3 separate regions of the Homo sapiens genome follow, and all the other regions are linked to region 3. A link is a loop called in an ENCODE intact Hi-C map of the cell type or tissue named here. Cell type or tissue: B cell. All regions are shown on one strand.

The links. Peaks named below come from ENCODE experiments on the same cell type or tissue, not always from the same donor. Only the 100,000 strongest peaks of a DNase experiment are listed, where the experiment ranks them.
Region 1: a loop joins it to region 3, with 24 times the contacts of the local background. A loop is called at or near these places in 2 of 110 quality-filtered maps.
Region 2: a loop joins it to region 3, with 4 times the contacts of the local background. A loop is called at or near these places in 6 of 110 quality-filtered maps.

What each region holds. Positions count from the first base shown.
Region 1 is chr10:132,349,601-132,357,600 of GRCh38, reverse strand. LRRC27 (leucine rich repeat containing 27) reads right to left here. Exons shown (of 11, transcript NM_030626.3): 7 at 5,848-5,994; 8 at 1,715-1,811. Among named protein-coding and RNA genes, the nearest start is that of LRRC27, 21 kb to the right of the region's middle. RefSeq lists an enhancer at 3,956-4,918. In B cell, CTCF peaks have their summits at 4,588 and 4,789 (motif pointing right); a DNase peak (open chromatin) is centred at 4,800.
Region 2 is chr10:132,589,891-132,597,890 of GRCh38, reverse strand. All of the region lies in intron 1 of INPP5A (inositol polyphosphate-5-phosphatase A), which reads right to left. Among named protein-coding and RNA genes, the nearest start is that of INPP5A, 56 kb to the right of the region's middle. RefSeq lists enhancers at 4,386-4,465, 4,845-4,924. In B cell, no CTCF peak of the experiment used is centred here; DNase peaks (open chromatin) are centred at 3,630, 3,780 and 4,290; H3K4me3 peaks cover 2,071 bases; H3K27ac peaks cover 4,475 bases.
Region 3 is chr10:132,449,714-132,457,713 of GRCh38, reverse strand. No RefSeq gene overlaps it. Among named protein-coding and RNA genes, the nearest start is that of LINC02870, 8.5 kb to the right of the region's middle. RefSeq lists an enhancer at 3,560-4,424 and a silencer at 4,178-4,607. In B cell, CTCF peaks have their summits at 4,173 and 4,376 (motif pointing right); DNase peaks (open chromatin) are centred at 4,483, 5,263, 6,153, 6,373 and 3 weaker places; H3K4me3 peaks cover 972 bases; H3K27ac peaks cover 2,904 bases.

The sequences.
Region 1 (8,000 bases), 100 kb after region 3:
TTCTTCCAGACCAATGAGAGTTTTTGTGCACTGTCCTACAACTTGTGCTGCTTTAACTTACAGTGATTTCTTCAAGACACTTGCAAGCCAGTGGATATGATCACTGACTCACCCTTCTGTCGGCCACAGAGGCAGCTCATGGTCTGGATGTGACAATTTAGCCATCTCCATCTGTTGACATTTAAAGTTTCCCATATTTTTGCTATAATTCAGCTCTGAAAGCATTCTTAGCAATGTCCAATTGTGCAAGTATTTTTATTCCTGGAAGTGGCAAAATATGTATTTTTAAACTTTCCCACATATTGGGGAAATTAGGAAAAAGGTGACAGCAAAGATGGCGACTGAGTGTCCTGTGGGGCCTGGGACCTGAGAAGGGTGAGATGCAGTCCTGGTTTATCCAACGCATTGGACACTGTGAATTCCTAACTCTGAGCCTTGTTTTGAGGTTATGTAAGATGTCACCATCAGGGAAGCTGGGCCGGGGGGAGACGGAAACACTATTTTTGCAACTTTCCTGTAAGTCAAAAACTAGTTCAATACAAAGTTAGACAAAGGAAACACTCCTGAACTGTCCAAGCAGTCCACGCCTGCAGGCCCACGTGGCCACGCTCTCTGCTGTAGGGTGAAGCCCTTGGGGGCCTTACCCCAGCTAAGGGGGCTGCAGAGGCAATCCGTGGCCTTTCAAAGTAACACACAGGGAGCATCTCTTAGAAGAAAGCACCAAAGAAACATCTATGACCAAATTCAACAGCACATTTGCCTGACTATGCTCACAGGACAGAGAAGCAAGCCAGGCGCATTCTGGAGGGAGGAGCCACCGGCTCCCACCACCCTGTGCCCACGGCCCATGCCCGCAGCTCTGTGCCCACTGCCCTGTGCCCGGCTGGACTAAGACCCTCATACAGTCTGGGGAAAATGGGAAGAGAGGACTGTACTCAAGATGTCCCGTGTCCCATAGCTTAAGAGCTGGCAATCTTGGGGGACGGTACTCAGGATATCCCATGTCCCATAGCTTAAGAGCTGGCAATCTTGGGGGACGGTACTCAGGATATCCCATGTCCCATAGCTTAAGAGCTGGCAATCTTGGGGGACGGTACTCAGGATATCCCATGTCCCATAGCTTAAGAGCTGGCAATCTTGGGGGACGGTACTCAGGATATCCCATGTCCCATAGCTTAAGAGCTGGCAATCTTGGGGGATGGTACTCAGGATATCCCATGTCCCATAGCTTAAGAGCTGGCAATCTTGGCTTCCAGGGAAACTGCCTGCCTCGAGGTCCAGAGACCAAGGGTGAGGAGCCCAGAAAGACCTCTGTAGCGCTCACCTCGACCTCAGCTGCTTTTTATCTTTTGAATCTTTTCCCCTCATCTCCTCTTCCGCCTTCCCTCTTTGAGCTTCTAATTCCCCAGACAGGAGCCAAAAGTCAGTGAGCCAAGAGGCAAGCCCTCAAGGCTGGGGTGGGAAGCTGTCCCCTCCGGCTGGGCAGTGAGCAATGGTTCTGGATGCTGCACTCCAACCCAGCCCCACCAGCCAGCAGCCTGCACAGGCAGCTTCCTCCCCAAGTCTCAGCTCATCCTCCATGGACAGGGATGCGTGTGAGCACCCACCCACACCCCCAGGTCTCGGCTCATCCTCCATGGACAGGGATGCCTGTGAGCACCCACCCACCCCCGGGACTGGACTAGTGCCCGGTCACCGCCCGCGCGTGCCGTACCATGCTCCTCCGCGGAGGCAGGAGTTTGCTGAGCTCTTCCTTCCTCTTCCTCATCCTCTGGGCTCGCTCTCTCCACTCCTGCAGTGCCCTTTTCTCTCTGGAGAAAGGGAAGGTTAATGTCATAAGTTACAGGCAGCTTCGAGCCAAGGCTACAGGATTCCTCTGTCATTCTACAGCCTTGCGGTGCACCTGTCTCCAGGGGGCACAGGCTGGGGGCGTGCATGCCCTCCGGGTGGGAGTCTGAACCACAGCCTCTTCCTCCCGGCACATCTGGGCAGAGCCGGGAATGCCGGGTTCTATCCCGAGGCTCTGTGTGTCGGTGCTGCCAGCAGTGACTGATGCTGGGGGCCAACCCGACCCAGTGACCGAGGAAAAGGCATCAGGACCCCTTTCAGGTAAGGGCACCAGCTGGGGCTGCCACCACAGGCGCTGCACGACGGGTTGGGGGTGCCTGGCTGCGGGCACTTGTCGACATAAGGTCTATGGAAGATCTGAATGCCTGTCTCTAAGTCCCTCCCTTCAGACACTTGAATTTCACTTTTAAAAACAGGCATCTGGCCAAGGCGGGCGGATCACGAGGTCAGGAGATCGAGACCATCCTGGCTAACGCAGTGAAACCCCATCTCTACTAAAAATACAAAAAATTAGCCGGGTGTAGTGGTGGGCGCCTCTAGTTCCAGCTACTCGGGAGGCTGAGGCAGGAGAATTGCTTGAACCCAGGAGGCAGAGGTTGCAGTGAGCCAAGATTGAGCCACTGCACTCCAGCCTGGGTGACGGAGCAAGACTGTCTCAAAAAACAAAACAAAACAAGACAAGAACAGGCGTCTTCGGGCCTCCGCAGTCTGCAGCCAGAGTCACATGCTCCCTCCTCACAGCTCGCCGCCCAGGGCTGCGAACGTCCCGAGTAACGCCCACATCTGCGGCTGGGCGGGGCTCCTCGCGTGTGGCTGGGGTGGAATGAGGTCCCCAAGAGCCCTTGCTCAGGCCCAGGGCTCCACCCCCGGAAGGCCAGCTCTCCAGCCTGCAGGACTCCTGTGGTTGGTACCCCCTCTCCATCCTGCCCCCAGATCCGGCCTCCTCTTGTTTCTCCCATCATCATCCTGGACGCCTGGGCCCCAGGCCGGGTTTTCCTCGACGCCTCCACCCGACCTCTGCTCTCCTTCCTTGCGGTCACAGCGGCTCAGCCCTCCTGGGCTCTACCCGGCCCACGGCCCACCTCTGACCACCTTCCTGCTGAGGGCTCCATCCCGAGTCAGTGCTGCCTGGGATCAGAGCCTGGCTGCGTCCTCTCCCAGTGCCACCTCAGGGCACAGGTGGTCTCAGCAGCTGCCTCAGGTGAGGCTGTGTCCTGACGCCTGCCTGGGTGTGTCCCAGCCCCCAGCCCCCAGCCCCAGCCAGGGTGGTGCCCCCCGTGTCCCCACTTAGCACCATGTGTGGTGCTGGCCCCGCTGCGCTCCTGGACGAGGGCCTCCACTTAGTGTCACTGTCTTCTGGTCACACCTTGGGAAGCAAAGGGGTGACGCTGTCCACAGGGTGATGTGAAGGGGGCTGTGCCGGGTCTGGGCCCTCAGAATAGGCCTGCCGAGCTGCTCACTAGGAGACTGCAGGACACTGGCTCTGGGCTCCAGGCAGGAAAATAAAGAAGAAAGAGTTCACTTGCTCTTTGTATCCAAGAACTTCTCTTCCATGAAGGTGTGGGACGAGGCCCGAGCCTGTTGTCTGGGGGTAAGAGTGCCCTTTCTGCCCCCTGCAGCTGGTGGTGCCCAGAGAGCCTGGGGCAGGGGCTGTGCCTGCGGAAGGTCTCATCACAATCACCTCCATCACAGCCATGGCCAAGAGGGAGTGGGACTCCCACAGGCAGCCTCCTGGCAGGGCAGGTGATACCTGAGGAGTCAAGGGGGCAGGTGTCTGGACACCCACTTCAGAAAACGGTACCTTGAAACTGGCAGAGCCGAGGCAGGAGTGGGACCCACCTGCAGCAGGGAAGGGAAGGGAGATGCCTGCTGAGGCACACAGTGAGGGGAGGGCAGCTGGCATGCTTGACAGGCGGGGCCGGTCCTGGGGGGCTCACCTCGCAGTGAGTGACGGGCCCGGCTCTGTAGAGCTACCCCGAGGGACAGTGTGGGGCGACTGATGGGCACCAAAGGAAAGCCTTCCCGGTGCTCCCTGGGCCCCAGCAGCTGTGGCCCGTGGCCAGCAAGACCTGGTCCCACAGCGATGGGCTTTCTGGTGCAGCCCGGACCACACTCCCATGTCCTAGGACAGCCCTAGAGCGGTCAGTCAGCCTCATCCTTGCCCGTCAGTATGACAGCCTGGGACAGGGGACCAGTTCTGAGGACTTCACCTCATTCATCTTTTTAATGAAAAAGACAACCAACTACAATGTCTCTCTGGACATTGGGTGACAGCTGTGGACAATCACAGAATCTGTGTGCTGGACACAGCCCCTATCACATGGTCCCGAGAGAAAACAGCACACACACAACGGGGTGGCTTCAGGAGGGTTTATTCATGTTGGGGAGGGAGCAGGTGAGCCACAGGGGCGGTGCAAGAGCCCTGTGCCAGTCAGGGCCGGGCTGCAGCCGCCCACAGGACAGACCAGGGAAGGAGAGATTGTCGGAACCCAGAAGGAGGGAGAGGCTGGACTCGGCCAGCTCCAGGCAGCTCACAAAGAAGCCGGGAAAGTAAAGACGAGGCCCTCGCTCTCCCTTCCTCCTCGACCTCCTGCTGGGGGCCCCCGCTGGCCAAAGCCAACCACCAAGTGAGGGGCACGGGGGTGCTGTGGCTGTGGTCCATGCCAGCCGGACTCCTGGGGCCCAGGGAGGGGTGAAGCCAGGTGGTCAGTGGAGCTGGAGGACAGAGAAGACACTGAGGACACCGAGTCCATCGGCCAACACACCTCGCAAGGTGGTGGCACTGGCGGCAGTCACAGCAACACAAGAATGAACCTCCCTGATGACCGTGTCAGGGCCTGGAATACTCTAGGGAAAATGAGGAGGAAAGGACTGAGGAAGAACAAGAAATGAGGGAAAAGAACAAGAAAGCAGGCAGGTGTCGTGAGGAAGCCAGGGCAAAGACGGACACAAGGGGGCGACCGCGAGCACTGCAACCGGCCTGTCCCACAGGGAGGCCTCGGGGCTGCAAACAAGGGAGCCCATGCACGCAACGCCCTGCAGACCACGAGCGCTGCACCTGCCCCACATGGAGGCCTCAGCGCCTGCCCCACACGGAGGCCTCAGCGCCTGCCCCACACGGAGCGCTGCACCTGCGCCTGCCCCACACGGAGGCCTCAGCGCCTGCCCCACACGGAGGCCTCAGCGCCTGCCCCACACGGAGGCCTCAGCATCTGCCCCACACGGAGCGCTGCACCTGCGCCTGCCCCACACGGAGGCCTCAGCGCCTGCCCCACACGGAGGCCTCAGCGCCTGCCCCACACGGAGCGCTGCACCTGCGCCTGCCCCACACGGAGGCCTCGGGGCTACAAACAAGGGAGCCCATGCACGCAACGCCCTGCAGACCACGAGCGCTGCACCTGCCCCACACGGAGGCCTCAGCGCCTGCCCCACACGGAGCGCTGCACCTGCGCCTGCCCCACCCGGAGGCCTCGGGGCTACAAACAAGGGAGCCCATGCACGCAACGCCCTGCAGACCACGAGCGCTGCACCTGCCCCACACGGAGGCCTCAGCGCCTGCCCCACACGGAGGCCTCAGCGCCTGCCCCACACGGAGGCCTCAGCGCCTGCCCCACACGGAGGCCTCAGCGCCTGCCCCACACGGAGGCCTCAGCATCTGCCCCACACGGAGCGCTGCACCTGCGCCTGCCCCACACGGAGGCCTCAGCGCCTGCCCCACACGGAGGCCTCAGCGCCTGCCCCACACGGAGCGCTGCACCTGCGCCTGCCCCACACGGAGGCCTCAGGGCTGCAAACAAGCGAGCCCGTGCGTGGCGCTACAGACCACAAGGGGCACGTGCAGCTCGGCTTCCAGGTGAGGAAGAGACGGATCCTGGATCAGCATCAGTGAGGGGAGAACTAACTAAACACTTCCACGAGGCCTGCCATAAAATCACAGCCCAGTCCCAGTTCCGGGTGCACTGGGCGGGCTGTGCGGACCCCCACCCTGTGTGGACTCACCGTCTCTGCTGCTCCATCAGAGCCTGCTTCTCCTGGAGCTCTCGGAGCGCCGCCGCTCGGCTCTCTTCCAGTCTTTTTGCTCGGATCGCCATTTGGTACGGTGACAAGAGGTCGGGTAAGATGCTCCTGGAGGAGGCTGTCTTCCTTCTAAAATTACAGAGTGTTTTTAGCTGAATGTTTAACAAAACCCTGTGACGGTAATTCATACAACATGTGAAATGTAAAAGGAGGGCCTGTGGATCATCCGCTCATCTGAACAATTAGCACGACTAGAAGCTGCAGTCACCCCAGAGTCCAGTCTTGACTGTTGATTTCAGGACACGTAATGAAGATGTGTGGATGGCAGCAGGACACTGTCCCAACGCGCCCACTGCCAGCCAGCTACTTTCCCGGGACGCTTGACAGTCGGCTTGGGAAATGCACCTGAAGGACGTGCAGCCTCGGCAGCTGCACCCGACCTGCTTGAGACCAATGCCGCACCCTTGTCTGACCTGGACAGAGATGCCCGCGGAAGCAGGGGGCCTGGCCAGCAGCTCGCCCGGGCTGGACGATGTGACGTGCCTGGAGTTCAGGTGCATGGGGTGGTGCTGCAGCAGGTCGGAATCCCATCGCTGGGTGATGTGGGAGCAGGGGGCGGGGCAGGCAAGGCCATCAGAAGGCGCCTGGCCTCCACAGACACATTCAGGCAGGGTCAGATACTGGGTCCCCCTTGAGGGAAGCCCGCAGGACAGCAGAGGGGATAGCCAGTAACATGGTGGGGTCGCACGGTGCTGGGGACTCCCTCTCCCTGCCCATGAGAGGGAGCTGACAGGTGTGCCTGGTGTTTCCTCCCAGTGAAAACACCTGGGGAAAACCAGGCTGGAGATAGGGGCTCTGAGCCCAGGACTGAGAGCCAGCCAGGTTCCAGAACATGACAACTCCTCACCATGACCCTTGCATCAAAGCAGTTTAAGAAACACAACTGGAAGCCCTGCCTGGTCTTCCCTCTGAAACCAAACACTTCGCCCAGAGGAGAAAGGCCCATCCCATTCCACGGCCTGCCCTGTGCAAAGCCTCACACCAGCAGCACATCTTGGGAGGCCACAGCCAAGCAGCATGCCCGGTGGCCACGTCCCAGGAGGCTGGCCCGCCCCCCCACGCTGCATGACCTTCCACCCTCATCTTCCCCGTCTGCACGGGAACAGCAGTGACTGTCCCTCGTCTTCCCCATCTGCACGGGAACAGCAGTGACTGTCTCAGTAGAGCAGAGAGGGCAGGCATGGCCTGTGCTCTGGGACAGGGGTCACCTGGGGTGCGTGCTGGGCACTGGCCTTTAACCTGCTGCTTTTGGAAGGGCAGGTGGCCCAGGCTCTATGGAACACCAGGCTTCCCCTTGTGGTCTCAGGGTCCTGAGGGGTATGGAGGAGCTGCCCCAGAGGAAGGCCTGCTGGACGTCAGAATCAGGCTGGGGCAGTGATGCTCCGTCGTACTCCAGCTCCATGTTTGATGACTTCAGAATGCTTTGATTCCCTCCCAATATAATTTTGGGATTTCAGGACCAGACCATTATTTACCTATGATTTTTACATAACATCACTTTTCTTGCAAGTATTTTGGACATGAGCACTCAGCCTTATAAGCAGGCCCAGGCCACACGAGTCACCTTGGACCGGGCCTGCTGCTCTCACCATGCCCACTGCTCCCTGGCCAGAGAACACAGAGGAGCACCAGCTTCCCGAGTCCCAGACCCTCAGGAAGGGCCACCACCCTGAGCGCAGACCAGGGCCATAATCTTAGAGCTTCTTCTTAATACCTGTGACCCCACGACAACCTGACCAAGTGGGGAAACTGAGGCCCTGATAATGCATGTGAGACCACAACCACCCCGTGGGAAAGCTGAGGCACAGAGTGGTTCTCTATGGCTCACCCTGGGCAGAGGCAGCAGAGGGGGAAGACAACACTCAGGGCCCACCCAACCATGGGGCAGGGGCTCCAGGTTGAGGCTTCCTGCCAGAGACTCCAGTTCTCTGCTCCAACTTCCCAAGCCACCCAAAGCAATCTCCGAAGGCTAGGGTCTAGTATCCAAATCTGACATATTGATCAAATTATAAGTACGATTAATAAGCATACCACAATTCACTTGGATTAGCTATTATTAGGGTCCCTAACAATAA
Region 2 (8,000 bases), 140 kb before region 3:
CAGCCCCGGAACACGCACCACAGACCCAGAGTCACTGCGCATAGCACAGCCCCGGAACACGCACCACAGGCCCAGGGTCACTACGCGTAGCACAGCCCCGGAACACGCACCACAGGCCCAGGGTCACTACACGTAGCACAGCCCCGCAGGACGCACCACAGGCCCAGGGTCACTACACGTAGCACAGCGCTGCAGCACACACTAAAGGACAAAACACTGGAAACAGAGGAACAAGCAGACACGTGCAATGCACACAGATGTTAATACAGTTTTTACAACCGCTCTGCATATAAACATATCCCCAACATGTAACACTATTGTTTAACTTGCCTAATGCATTCCTGAAGATGTGTAAGAAATTATATAATTTCTTAAAATTCACAACTGAAATAACAATATAATATCCTAATATGTGACTCAAATTTTATCCCACTGAATGTAAGCACTTTCACAACAAACCACAATATCCTCAATGAAGAAAATGTGGATATAGAAACTTCCCACCACCTGCAGGAACAGGGGAGATGGCCCGAGTCCTTGTGGATGAGCTGACAGACCACATCCAGACACCCTGACACATCTTCTGAGACTGAGAGAAGAGGGAGAGGACAGTAGCACAAACACTGAGAAGAACAGAAAAGGTTCTGTCACTTAGGGCTTCAAATTACTAGAAAATAAACCCTCGGCCATGAAAACACAAGTGCATGTGCATACGCACACATGCGCACACACACTCACACACATGCATGCACACATGCACACGTGCACATACCCATGCACACACATGCAAACACATGCACACATACACACACGCACACACGTACAGGAGCCTGCACACACACATGCATGCATACACATGCACACATGCACACACGTACAGGAGCGTGCACACAAACACACGTGCATGCACACACGCATGCACACACGCACACATGTGTGCACACACGCACACATGCGTGCACATGCGCGCACACATGCACACATGCACAGGAGCCTCCAAACACACGTGCATGCACACACATGCACACACATGCACACACACGCATGCACACACGCACACAAGCAAACACATGGACACACACAAACGCGCACATGTACAGGAGCCTGCACACAAACACACATGCATGCATACACACGTACACAAACATGCACACACACATGGGCCGGGCGTGGTGGCTCACGCCTGTAATCCCAGCACTTTGGGAGGCCAAGGAGGGTGGATCACGAGGTCAGGAATTCTCAAGAACAGCCTGGCCAACATAGTGAAACCCTGTCTCTACTAAAAATACAAAAAAATTAGCCGGGCATGGTGGTGGGTGCCTGTAATCCCAGCTACTCAGGAGGCTGAGGCAGGGGAATCGCTTGAACCTGGGAGGTGGAGGTTGCAGTGAGCTGAGATGGTGCCACTGCACTCCAGCTGGGTGACAGTGCGAGACTCCATCTCAAAAAAAAAAAACAAAACAAAACATGCACACACACGCACACACACTTGGGTGTCCTCTTCTGCCAAGATCAAAGACAAAAAAGAAATTTTGAATGTACATGTGCCAGAAGCTTTTATAAAATTAGACCCTGCCTACCACGACACCCTTTAATTGAGGGCCATTCATCCTGCCCAAACTGGTCTTTACTGGGCCATGCCGCCACGCCGCCATGCCACGTCCATGTAGCTGTCCCACTGGGTGATGGGCACAAACTAGAGAGACTGAACCCTTTCCCAGGAGCAGCTCTGGCAAGAAGTCCTCGGAGGTACAGCCACGTTTGGTTAATGTAGTTATTTTTAAAACCACTGAAGTGAGAGTAAAAAATAAACAAACTAGGTCTTAAAGAAATGCTCAAATTTCAGCCCACAGGCCAAGCAGCTCTGCGTGTGTTCAGCCACCATATGAAAGAAAGCACATGCCTTCTTTTTCTCTTAAACACCCAAAAATTCTTCTCTTGGTCTCAAAGAACAATACAAAAACTATGAAAATATGGGAAATGTTAAAAAAAAAAAACTCATTACTTTCAAATGTGGAACTCTATTTCTGGGAGTCAGTCCTTAAAAAAGTAATTCTAAAGAGCAAAAATGCTCTGTCAACAAAGAAGTTCATAATAGCATCATTTATAAGAGAATTACAATTAGAATACTGCAGAAAAATATTACAGAAGGCACCTCAATAAAGAAAGTTACACAGGGCGTCCACGGAAGGAAAGAAGAGGGAGGAATCAAAAACAAATTTATTGGATAAAACATGACGTGGAGATAGACAGGGTGCCAGTGACAAACACCCCAATGTAGGTAAGGAAGGCACTGAACTACACACTCACCAACAAACACTGGAATGTAGGTAAGAAAGGCAGTGAGCCAGACACTCACCAACAAACACCGCAATGTGGGTAAGAAAGGCAGTGAGCTACACACTCACCAACAAACACCACAATGTAGGTGAGGACGGCAGTGAACTACACAGTTACCAGTGGTTAAAATAACAAGTATTAGGTATATGTTATCAAAGTAAAGATTTACAATGAGCACATAGACATGGAAGACACTTATACTCTAAAAAAATGGATTGAACACAAAATAAATCACACCTCACACAAGCCCCCACCGGCGCGAGCAGCCCACATGGCCACCTGCAGACGTGGCCCTGCAGAAACTGCATGCCCTGGCCCCCTTCCTCGCTGTGGCCAATGCAAAGGCACAGCTGGCCCCTGAGGGTCCGCGGGGACTCCAGAAAGGGTGCCAGCACGTCACAGGAGCCCCTCATGCCGAGCGCTGTCAGCACTCCCAATGGTATTCTCAATAGGAAAAGGGAAAAAGACAGAAAAAAACGCCCAAAGGTTGGAGTGGGTATTTGAGGCAGAGGTATTTCTTTTTCTCTTCTTTATTTTTAACATGCCTATAATCATCACGCATTACTTTCCTATTTTTTAACTCTTAATTTTAAAGGCTTTAGGAAGAAGAAAACAACGAAAGCCACTTTGGCCAGAATGTTAAATAACTGCCTGTCACTAAGAGCAATAACAAAGGGCAAATGGCAGACGGGGAGAACCATGGAGAACCTCATACAGCCTGCAGGGCTGGCAGGGGGACCGCCTACCAGAGAGCTCCAGGCAGGCAGCTGTGGGGCAGAGGTCCCCACCTCAGGAAGAGCTGCTACAACTGGGCCAGCAAAGACAACCACCCAAACACACATGCCACACACGTGCAGGCACACACACACCCACCACGCCACACATATGCACCCCACACACATGCATGCACCACACACCACCCATGCACAGGCACACAAACGCACCCCACACACTCACATACCACACACCTATGCATGTGCATGTGGGCACACCTACACACGCATGCACCACACACCACCCGTGCACAGGCATGCAAACGCACCCCACACACTCACCACATGCCTATGCGTGTGGGCACACCTACACACACACGTTCAAAAACCACCTAGGCCGTTGCTACAGGACTGGCCGGTGTAGATGACGGAATGTTTCCACCGACGCAGGAAGTCTCAGTACGTTCCGCAGTGATGGACACGTTCTAGACCTGCACTAGCCACGTCTGTCCTTTAAATGAGGCTACTGGTGACTGAACAGTTTTTTTATTGCATGTAATTTTAGTTCACTTAAATTTTAATAATCACACGCGGTTAGAGGCTACATTACTACACAGCACAGCTCTAGATCACAGCACAAGAAGGAAAGTTCTAAGTTCCTATTATGAGACAAACATAACATTGGCATATAAACAGGATGAAGACAGCGTATGTGCAAAAGGGAAACCTTCAAACCAGCCTCATGTGTGCACTCATGTGTGTGCCACGACACACACCCCAAAGATCCAGCAGCACGTTAAAAACTTCACACATAGTAAGCAAGCGAGTGACTATTCTATACATACAGACATGGATGATTCACTGTTAGGAAAACTGCTAATACAACTGATCACACCAACAGATCTAAAAAAGTCTAATGATTATCTTTATAGTTCCTGGCAAACTTAAAGAATTCCAGTTACAGTTGCAACATATAAGAGCTTTGAAAATTTCCAAAATTAGTGCCAGACACCAAACCACAGATCCACGAAGCCCAGAGAACATCAAGCAGAATAAATACCAAAAAATCTATACCTAGGCAGATCATATCCCAATTGTAGAAAATCACAAATAAAGAAAATCTTGAAAGAAGCAAGAAAAAAATACATCTTAGCTATAGAGGAACAAGGACAAGAATTAGAGTGAACTTGTCAACAGAAACCACACCAGCAAGAAGAGACTGGAGGGACTACCCCCCGACCCCAGTCATGTGTACAGCAAAATCATCCTTCGAAAGTGAAAGAAAAATAAACTTTCTCACACAAAAAAGTAGACATGCCCTGTAAGTCATGTTGAAAAAGTTCTTCAGGAAGGAGAATATGACACAACTCAAAATTCCGGATGTACATAGGAAAGGAAGAATGATGGAGAAGTAATAAATGAAGGTTAATTTTTTTTAAGTTTACTGAAAAGTTCTTCAATTAAAGTCAACAACCATTTGTCATAAAATTGTAATGCAGGATCCCAGCAGGCCCGCAGGGCTCCCCACGCCCCGGCATTCACATCCAGTGTAATCCCCGTCCTCAGTGCAGGTGGGACCTATGAACCGGGGAAGACGGCGCGCCCATGCATAGGCTGAGGCAAAGGTGAAAGTGTCAGGCAGACATAATGAAGCTCCATCTCCAGCTGATCTTAGGTTAATCAAAAGGGAGATAATCCTGGGTGGGTCTCATCTTATCGAAGAGCCACTTCAGAGTGAGTCTAAAGGTCTGAGGCTGTAAGCAGAGGGCAGTCTCTCCCCGATAGGCTCTGGCACAAGAAGCTGTGAGTCCTACAACCACAGGGAAATGATATCTGCCAAGCACCTGAGGCAGTCTGAGAGCAGGCCCTGCCTAGTTGGGCCTCCAGATGAGAACACAGCCCACTGAGAACAGGCAACCTGACTGCAGCCGCGTGAGACCTGAGCAAAGGACCCAGCAGGCTGAGCCCTGACTCCACCCTACAGAAGCATGAAACAACAAACTGGTGTTATTTTAAGCCACGACATCCGTGGCCACCTGTTACACAGCACAGAAAGTCCTGCGTGTGCCTCAGATTAGGACTATACATGCCTGTATCAGAAAATAAAATTAATATTATTTTAAACATTTTTGGCCGGACACGGTGGCTCACGCCTGTGATCCGAGCACTTTGGGAAGCCAAGGCGGGCGGATCACCTGAGATCAGGAGTTTGTGACCAGCCTGGCCAACATCACAAAACCCCATCTCTACTAAAAATAGCTGGGTGTGGTGGCGCCCGCCTGTAGTCCCAGCTACTTGGGAGGCTGAGGCAGGAGAATCACTTGAACCCGGGAGGCGGAGGCTGCAGTGAGCTGAGGTCGTGCCACTGCACTCCAGCCTGGGCCACAGAGCAAGACTCCATTTCAAACAAACAAACAAACAAACAAACAAACATTTTTGCCCCACTTAGATTTTGTTTTGGTATAATGTCTATAGTAAGACCCCAATTTAAACCTTTCCCCGAATAGTTAACAAACTATCTTACAATGGATTGTTAAACTGTATGAATCCTCCTGTTCCTCACACTACTATGCAGTCAACCTGCCCCTCCCTCTCTCAGGTAGCTTTACCAAATGTGTGCTTCATTTATGTTTTCAAACTGTTGCCATTTCCTTAATTTGCTGTCTTTCTGGGGTTTTTTTCTGTATTTTATTCAATAATTTTTGGATTTATATAATCCTTCCGTAATTCCCTCATTTATGGCACAGTTCTATACTCTAGCCTTATAAGTGAAACGCTTTGTCTTTTCACTGTTATTATTTCTTGTTTAATAGCAACAACGCTGAATACCACGCTGAATACCACATGAGACGTGGATTCGAAACATCCCACCCCACACACGCTGACACCTCATCCCAGAGCCGGCTCTTTCCTCCTGGGCAAACCCAGTCATTCCCTCGGACAAGGAAACACAGCAAGGGCGCCCGTTACGCCCAGTGCCATTTCACCTGACATATCGGGGGAGGGAATGAGACCCGAAAGGGAACACATGCAGAGGCGCAGCTCCGGGAAAGGAGATCTGAGCTCCCTGCACCTGCAGATGGCGTCACAGCACACCTGGAGGGGCAGAGAAGCAGGCAGAAAAAGGACAGACAACAGGAGAATCCAGGAAAGCAGGAGGTCCTGAAATTAACAGACAAAACAACAGCCATCACAGACACCAACAACAACCAGGCGGAAGGCCTGCTGGAAGAGAAGGCCCGCTTCCAATGCAACAAGGAAAAAGGTAACCTCACAAACGACCTTTTGCATATGTGAACATTGTGTAAGAGAAAAACTTTAAGACATTCCTGAAGGAAACGAACAAAAGCTTTGAGTCCATGAAAAGACCTCTCTTGTTTCCAGGGACCATGACTCGGCGCCATAGAGCTGTCAGTCCTCTCCAAGCGAGCGCAGAAATAGCCCTGGCCTGTCCCACAGCCTGCCAGCGGCCCGCCCCGCCCAGCCCAAACCAGACAAGGTGATTCTAAAGTTCATATGGAAAAATAAACTATGACTCAAAATCCAAACACAATCCTTAAAAAGAGTGAGTCAACTCTAACTTTTTTTAAACTTTGGCATGGCAAAATCAAAAGACAAATGTCAAACTGGTTGAAAATATTTGCAATATATATCACAGATAATTAATCTTCTTGCAATTGAAAGAACTCTTAAAAGTCAAGGGAAAATACAAAACAAAACAAAACTGATGGAAAAACGGGCAAAGGACCCATAGAGGAGTCACAGAAGATCCCCAAATGGCGTCATACATGAGGAGCCTCCTCCCGCCAAGCTGGGAGTGGGGCGATGCCACCTTCCCTGTGACAGCAGCCTGGGCCCCCAGAGCTGATGGCACAAGAAGCGCCCAAGCTCACCTTGGTAATGTTCCTGCCCAAAATCTCTAAGTGAAAACCATGGAGCAACCAACTACCTAACTAACCACGGACAGGACACAGCTAACCACGGAGCGAGCAATGACCACAGTGACCCACACGGCAGGCTGCCCTAAAGACAAGTGGGCTAGACTCTTTCAGATGGCAATGCCAGAAAGAGCAAAGCAGGGGCCGAGATGAAAAGACTCAAACACTCACGACCTCCAAAGACGGCACGTGGCCCCTGTGTACATCCAGGAAGAGGAAGAGGGGACTCAACGCTACCGAGGCTGTCTGGAAGCAACGGGGTGCGGTGATTCTAGACGCGACGCTTGAGATCACTGCACCGAGGACCCATCGCTGGAGGGTGCGACCAGCATGGTGGTCGGAACATCCTCGAACGCAGGCCCCACTGACATCTTTACACGTGTCGCAATGTCCACACCTGTGTTCCAACAGTGTCTCCCCCACACTCCTCTGTGCCCCAGGAGGTGTTGGACACAGCCAGCCTGACTTCCCAGCCTCCCTGCCGGCAGACAGCTGCTGGAAACCACCTGCACTCCTAGCGCGGACAGTGTGGGGGACATCATGGAGGCCGCACTGTCCCTCCCCACACAGAACGGCATCATCACAGACGGAGACGATACTGTCAGTCCCCACACAGGACGGCGTCACCACGGATGAAGGCCACACTGTCCCTCCCCACAGGACGGCATCTGACCACTGCAGGAGGCCCCATCCCACAGGACGGCATCTGACCACTGCAGGAGGCCGCATCCCTGGCGTCCCTCGCCAGCCACATACCTTGACCAATTATTTCAAGCCAACTTCTGGAAAGCCCAGGTGCCATAACTCTCAGCCACCTTCGAGCCTCCACTTGTAGACCGTGTCCTTTTCCAGCCGTGTTGACAATGTGAAACCATCCGTGCAGGAGCCATGGGTCTCGTCGAGGGGCTCCCCGAGGCCTGGCATGGCATTGCACATCGGTGCCCTCCCACCACGCCCTGCTCCAGCCTCCTCTGTGACCTCCCTGTGCTGGCGCCAGGCGTGGCCCTGG
Region 3 (8,000 bases):
AGCTGTCCCTCCCCTGCCCTCCCTCCCCAGGCACCTGCTACCCACCTGCTTACCGCGGGGGTGAGTACTTTCTGAGGACATGAAAAGGAGCCAGAGGCTGGCAAGAGGCAGGTGTTGGGGTCCAAACCCACGGTGCTCCGGGCTCTGAGGAGGCTGCATCCGGCTGCTGAGGTGGGTTGGGGGCTGGGGTGGTCCTGACTTAGGCGGCAGCAGGGAAGCACATCCCAAAAGGGAGGCTGGCTGGGAATGTGGGGCTGGCTGGGGAATTCAGGCGGCACCTGGGGCAAGCCACCCTGCCTCAGTTTCCCCTTCAATCAATCATCTTGCCTTTACACCCACCCAATGTCAGCCTCTAACATCCGGTGTGGGCAGAGAGTTGGCACACCTGCCTGTACTGAGATCCTGCAGAGATCACTGTCCACACTCTGAGGCCAGGGCTTGGCAGAGATGCTGACCCCCTCCAGGCACCTCCAAGGGGCTGCAGAGACTGACAGCCCAGCCAGGCCACAGGTGAAGAGGGCTTGAGCTAGACCAGGCCGTCCGCAGGGGCAGAGGATGAGGGCCCTGACCCAGCAACACTGCACAGAGGCTCTGGGCTCCTGCAGGGGCCACGATCACCCCCAGGAGCCACCTCCACTGGCTGGAAGTGCTGCATGGGCTCCTGCCGGGGTTCTGTGGCACCTGCTGCCCACCTGCTGCCCCGCTGGAGTGAGTGCAAAGGTCTGGAAGTGCTGGAGAGCCCACAGGGAGATGGGCTGGACAGCCCAGACCCCAAGGCAGCTTCCTTCACGCAGGGTCGCGCTCAGGAAACGATGGCCTCCTGGCTCTCACCTGAGCACACGTGGCTTTCTGCATGGTTTGTCCATGCATGTCCCATTGGCTCCCAGCATTGCCATCATCTGCCAAGCATTGCGGTTGCTGGGGAATGAAGTTGTCATCTCCCAGTGACAGCATGGCCTGAACCTTGCTCCTCTCCCAGGACCCAAGCTCCCTGCACGGAGGACAGAGCATGGTCCTTGCTCCATCCAGGCTCCACCCACAACACCCTGCATCCTCGCAGCCCAGGCAGGGTGCCCCTGTGGAGGGGACACCATGCCCTGCCACGCAGCCTCAGAACAGCCTCCTGGAGGGCACACGCTCCTGTCCCTGGGCCGTGCGGACACTCTGGCCACACGTGTGTGAGGGGCCTCATGGTCTGGAAGCGGTGTGGTGGCAGCCACATGGCAGGGCCAGCACCAACTCACACCTCAAAGCATGTCGTGTCTTGGGGAGGCCGTGGCCAAGGTGGCCGCCTGGCTCAGCCTCTGTGGTCCTTGGGCCCTGGTCACAGGACTTCCTATGCAACATGATGATGTGCCTGACATGGGGTCTCAGCGGGAGCAATCAGCTTCAGTGCAGGGTGTGCAGCAGAGCAGGCACCAGAATGCACACCCAGGACTGTGTCCCCCCAGGACTGTGCCCATCATGGACTATACCCCTCAGACTGTGGCTGCTGGTAGGATGCACCCCCTGTGGACCGCCCCCCATGACTGTCACCCCCACAGTGCCCCTCTCAGGCTGTATCAGACGCCCTCTGTGAAGGAGCAGGCTCTCCGGAGCAAAGGAGGCACAGGAGCTTTGCGGAGACATGTGCCATTTCCCCAGCCCCACCTGTGCTCCATAAGGACCCTCCTCAGACCTACAGAGAGGGGCTGGCCTGGAGGGTCAGCCTGGGAGCAGGGCTGGGAGAACTGAGACCCCCACAGCTGGGACCCTGAGCACCAGCACCCTGGCCTCATTGGTGACCTGAAGTCCTGCTGTCTCCACCCACAGGGCTCCATCCCCGTCTCCAGGGACTCCTGGCACCCTGAAATGCAGACTAGCAGCTGGCTCCCAAGGTTCTGAGATCTCTGGCCTCAAACCCCTGGCCTGGCTTTCCCTCTGCTGCTGGACTGTGGTATCAGGTCCTTCCCTGCACTGAAAGGCGGCCTTCGACCCGGCCTCCCATCCCCACACGCCCCAACTCGTGCTCCCTTGGCACAGGGCCGCTGGCTCCTCCCACACCTGGCCACTGAGCAAGTGGGGGCCAGGGGACCGCAGCTGGGAGGGACTCGGGAAGCCTGCCCAAGTTATCCTACCTTAGCCGGAACTTCTGAGTCGTCCAGTCCCGGCTGTGGGCTGCCCATCCCTCCCTACGTGCTGGGCTCACCTGCCACCAAAACGGACAAAAATGCCAGGAGATGCCGACCCGTCCTCGGCCACTCGGGGCAGCCGGAGTGTCCTGTCCACCTGGGATTTGTGCTGCTGTCACGGTCGCTCACACATCATCCTCTTTGAGACGTCAGTTTCAAGACTTTTCCACGTGGGGTCACCATGGCTGAGGACTCAGGCTACTCAGAGGAGCTTGGCGCATGGGCCTGACCCCAGCGTGGATGGATGCCCATCTGGGTCTCTGTGCTGCTGGAACTGGAGTGGAGTTGGAAGAGAGGCGCTTCAGAGCTGCTGGAGACAAGCACACCCCAGGCCCATGGGAAACCTGGTCAAGGCTGGCCACAGCTCAAGCTTGCCATCCCAGATCTTTGGGAGGCCGAGGCAGGAGGATCACTTGAGGCCAGGAGTTCAAGACCAGCTTGGTCAACTGAGAGAAACCTCATCTCTACAAAAATAAGTTTAGAAATTAGCTGGGCATGGTGGCGCATGCCTGTAGTCCCAGCTACTAGGGAGACCGAGGTGGGAGGATCTCTGGAGCCTGGAAGGTTGAGGCTGCCCAGCCTGGGCAACAGAGTGAGACCCTATGTCAAAAAGAAAAGAAAAGAAAACCCGTTGGGGGCTGCTGCCTGGAAAAACCACACCCAGGCAGAATTCAGTACTGCCACGCCCCTTCTGAAGTTTGGTTTGAAAATATGGCCATTGCACCTCAGATAATCATGTTTACACTTCTTGACAGTGGAAATTCTTTACCCGGAATCATGCTGGGGTCTCGAGGCCCACAGCGGGACGCCCAGGGCTGCTCTGGTTCTGAGGTGGCTGGGGTGGTGGCTCTGACCCCTTGGCCCTACCCTTCTGGACTCACGCTGGTCACCGGGTCCTGCAGCCTGTGCCCTCTCCCCTGAGAGGACTGGGATGACCTTAGAATTCGTCCAAGAGTGACTGCAGCCCTGGAGTCTCGGACGTTCGTTTTGAGGTGTGTGCAGCTGGGCTCCAGTCTAGGGCCTATCTCTGAGCTGAGAATAACCGCACGCGGTCCCGTGGTTCACGAGGGATCGGTGCAGGCTGCGGGGAGATAGACGTTTGTGTGCCGTGGGGGAAGGGGGGCCCTGGGCTCCCTGCGCACCTCTCCCTGGAGACTCAGAACTAGAGACCTCGCCACTAGACCCACAGACGCTGCCCATTGCTCCTGGGATGGCTCCGCAGACGTAGCCTCCTGATGCGGCCTCACCCTGGCAGCCTGCGAAGAAGCCACATCTTTACCTTACGGAGACGGCTTCTTTCCTTAAACCTCATGAACCAACCTCTGTGGACTTCAGACTTTTCTTCTGCAGCTTCCTCACCCTCTCCACCTTTGTGGAGTTGGAGAGAGTTAGGGCCTTGCTCTGGTCGAGGCTCTGGCTTAAGGGAGGGTCATGGCTGGTTTGATCTTCTGTCCGGACCACTCGAACTTTCTCCACATCAGCAAGGAGGCAGTTTCACTTGTTGGCAACTGTGTGTCCACTGGAGTAGCATTTTAACTTCCTTCAAGGACATTTCCTGGGTATTCATAACTTGGCTCACTGGTGCAAGAGGCCTAGCTATCGACCTTGGCCTTCACCTGCCTGCCTCACTCAGCTTAGCCATGTCCAGCTTGTGATTTAAAGCGAGAGACCAGCAACTCTTCCCTCCACTTACACTTAGAGGCCATCGTGGGGCTCTGCTGTGACGTGTCATGAAAGGGGCACACCTGTGGGGGACAACACAGCCTCTGCACAGTCTCTTCTGAGTCCAAACTCGGGACCACGCCCTGGTGCCTCGGAGAGGGGCCAGGGAGCCGGGGCTTGGCCACCCACCTCTGTGCCTGGGGTCCTGACCTGTCCCTCAGCCCACGGCGCGGTGTGCGGCACCTGCCACGGGCCGTCCCGCCCTGGTCTTCGCTGTGTCTTCTCCACCTGGGAAAGCTCCAGCTTCAACCCTGGGGCTCAAAGCCAGAAGGCTCCTGCCCCTACACCCTCCTATGAGCCTCCTCCGGGCCCTATTTAGCAAATGGTTATGCAGGTACATTCATGCATAAAGACTCGGTTCTCTAAGTCCCTGCTCTAGAAAGAAGTCATCGTGTCCCCCTCTCGCAGCCGCCGCGTCTGTTTGTAAGCCCTGCAGGGGCCACTCCGGAACGACCCCCCGGGCCCCGCCCCGCGGCCACGCGGGGACGCGATGCTAGGAGGTGTCGGCAGGGGGCGCCGCTACACCGTCCAGCCCCTTTCCGGTTCCTGCGGGGCCGGCGGGGGGTGGAGCCAGCGCCCGCCCTGCCCCGCGACCCCGCCCCTGGGAAGTCCCCGCGCACGGGACTCGCGGGGCCTTCCGGAGCCGCCTTGGACAGGTGCCCGGGGCTCTGCTGTTTGCAGAAGCGTCACCACCTGCAATTTTCTGCACATTCTGCAGAACAGTGTTGGGGGGTGGGTAATGTGATCCTGGGGTACAGAAGGGGAAACCGAGGCACAAGAGATTTATCCTAACCTGGCCTTAAATCTGGCTGCTGGGAAGTGGCCACGCAGGGCCTAGTGGTTCACTCTTCCCCTGTCCTTCCCAGGCCCCGCCCCCCCCAATCCCTGGTGGACTGGCCCCTAGGTGGGCTGTGGGCACTGGGAGATGTTCCTTGCGGGGCTCAGTCCTGGGGCCTCCTGCACGGTGCTGGGTGGATCTGCCTAGCCGGGACTGCCAGGGCTGAGGTGCTGGAAACACTCAGGTTCCTAGGTAGGGCTCAGCCCCCAGGGGCAGGAGGTGAGGGGTCATCCTTCAGCCTTAATGGCCAGGCCTGACTGGGGCCTGGCAGGTGCAGCAGGACGGGCTACTTGGATCCCTCAGACCTCCAGTCCCTCCCTCCCAGCTCCATGGCCTCCCAGAGGTCCCCAGCCAGGACACAGGCCTTTCCAGAGCTGCCTGGGGAGATCAGGGTCAGGGTGCCCCTCCCTGGTGGATCCTGCCGCACATGGAGAGGGTGGTCTGCCTGAGTGGCGCCGGCACCTCGTGCAGTGTGAGGTCCCAGGCGCAGCGTGGGCGTCTAGGCACAGTGCGGGCTCCCAGGTGCAGCGTGGGTGACAAGGCACAGTGTAAGCTGCCGGGTACAGCGTGGGCACCCAGTGCCTGGGGGAGCTGCATGCTGGGTGGCAGCTGTGTCCTTCTGTATGGGACCAGCAGAGGGTGTCACGCCCCTCTAGGGCAGCGCTGACCACCCAGAGACTGCAGGGTCGGGTCCCTGGGCAGCAGAGGGCCCTAGGGCTAGGCAGGGCCATGCTGGGTGCCTCTGGTGCTGGAGCCCTGTGGCACCTTTGGCTGGACCCTGACATGGGCTCCCCACCCCACCCTCAGGCCCAGGCGGCTCCAGTGGCCACTCAAGGGCCACGCCCCAGGTACAGTGCATGGCTTTACCTGGAGGGTATGCGGGGCCACCCCCAACACACATATCGCTGTCCCCTTTCCCCAACACACGGACGGCTGTCCCCTTGGGCTCAGCTCCTGCAGGCGGCTGCAGCGTGCTCCCTGCCAGACTGTGGCAGCCAGCGCAGGGGTCCCGGCACCCCAGCATGCCCCACCCAGCACCCTGCTCTTCCACAGGGAGATGCTCCCCTCTTGCCTTCCGTGCCACCTTCCCCTCTGGCCCTGAACATCCTGATTTCTTCCTCCACAGCCAAAGTGTCAGCCAGGGGCTGCCTGCAGGTCCTCACCCACTAACTCACTCATTCAGCAACCGCAGGTGAGGCAAGCCTCTGTGCTGACCCGCCGGGCGCCGCCCCTCTGTTGCGCATGGTCTCCTGGGAGAAGGTTCCTGGAGGCAGGAGCTGCTCCCCTGCCCAGGATGGGGCCAGCAGGGAGGCAAGGGGTGGCCACGAGGTGGTCACCCATTCCCCTGGAATGCTGTGTTTTGGGGGGCCCTTGTCAAGTGAAGGTAATGGCTCAGCTGTTTTGGGACAAGCCCATCTGAGCCTGGAGCATGGTTTGGAACAGCCAGAGCCTGGAAGGTGCTGGGGGAAGCTGCCTTTGCATCTGAGCCCTGTCCAGGTCCCAGCCAGCTCCCAGCCCTGCGTGCTCCAGGCCAGGTGGGCTCAAAATGTACCCTGAGCTCTGAGAGGGCAAGAGAGGGGCTGACATAGACCTGGCATAGAGTGGGGCGCAGTGCTTGGCGGGCCCACCCCTCGCCCTGCCTGTTTCCAGGATTCAGTTCCCCTATCTGCGAACTGTAGAACCAAAGCGGACATCCCCAGGAATTCTAAGACGCTCAGACTCCAAGGACCCTCCCCCATTCAGCCAGGGGCCGCCCCTTCATTTCCTCGGGCCAGGCCTTGTAAAGGGTGGGCCCCTCTGAGGACCTCCAGAAAGCTGATCCTCCTGACTGGGGGGCTGTGCCCTGGGCTTTGGAACATGAGGGGGGGCCCAGAGGTCAGCCCTCCCTCAGCTGGCCCAGGTCCATGTCCAGTGACCTGTGGGACCCTCAGAGTCTGTGCTGGCTGGACACACTCCTGCCACTCCACCCTGTGCTGCAGTGTCCTGGGACCAAGGCTCCTTGACAATGACCAAGACCTTTAGGTGGTTTCTGCACCCTCAAGGAGGGGGGATGTGCAGGGGAAGGACAAGGAGAAGTGGGGGCCTGGGGGGCACGGGCCTGGACTCCCAAGTCCAGGGTGGCTGACGTGAGGGCAGGGGGCCTCTCAGGGGAGCCCCAGGGTGACCACCCTGCCCCCCACTCTCCCTTCACGAAGGCCACACCGCAAAATCCACAGGATAGGACAAATACCTCAGTTTGGGGCCAAGTCCGCCCCTTCCCACCAGCAGAGGCCTGGGGAGTCCCTCCCCGCACACAGATCCCCAAACACTCAGAGCCTGCCCTCTGTCTCCTTCCTTCTGTCACCTTCTCCAGGGTCCATGGTGGGGGCTGGGATGGCAGGACCTCGGCGGGGAAGAGTGGGAGTGGGGTGCCTCTGAGCACGGGAGGGCCTTCTCAGGGCAGCAGCCATGGCCCAGGAGCCTCCTCAGTCAGGCTGGGGAGGGGACCGGGGTGGGGGATGGGGTCGGGGCTGGGGTGGGGGTTGGAGTAGGGGTTGGGGTGGAGGCTAGGGTGGGGCCTGGAGTGGATGTTGGGGTGGGGGTTGGGGTGGATGTTGTGGTGGGGGCTGGGGTTGGGGTGGGGATTGGGGTGGGGGTTGGGGTGGGGGTTGGGGTGAGGGCTGGGGTGAGGTTGGGGTGAGGACTGGGGTGGGGGCTGGGGTGAGGGTTGCGGGGCTGGGGTGGGGGCTGGGGTGAGGGTTGGGGGCTGGGGTGGGGGTTGAAGTAGGGGCTGGGGTGGGGGTTGAGGTTGGGTGGGGGTTGGGGTGGGGGCTGGGGTGGGGGCTGGGATGCCTCCAGTCTGCCAGGGCTTCGAAGTGGCCATCATGAGGATCGGGCATTGGGGAGCCGGTGCCCACCCACCCACTCATGAGCTCCCCAGCAGAGGAGGCAGGCCCCAAGGCTGCCAGTGGGGAGATCCCTGGCTCCCGGGTGAGATCCACCTGCCAGGGGGCTCCACCGACTCCCCGAGCACCCCCCACCCCAGCAGCCCTACTTCCTCCCATTACCTGGGAAAGGCCAGCCCGTCGCCACAGACCTGCATGGGCATACTGGCTCCGTGTCAAAGTCAGACATGAATATTTCACGAGCGGCATCATAAATAATGCAATTATTTAGAAAGACACTGAATATTTTATAGACCGAAGTGCAGCCCAGTTTAAAGAGGGGATCCACATCATGAGGGGCTGGTTTTCTCGTCCACGTGCTGAAGGCCAGAGTGGCACGGGGGG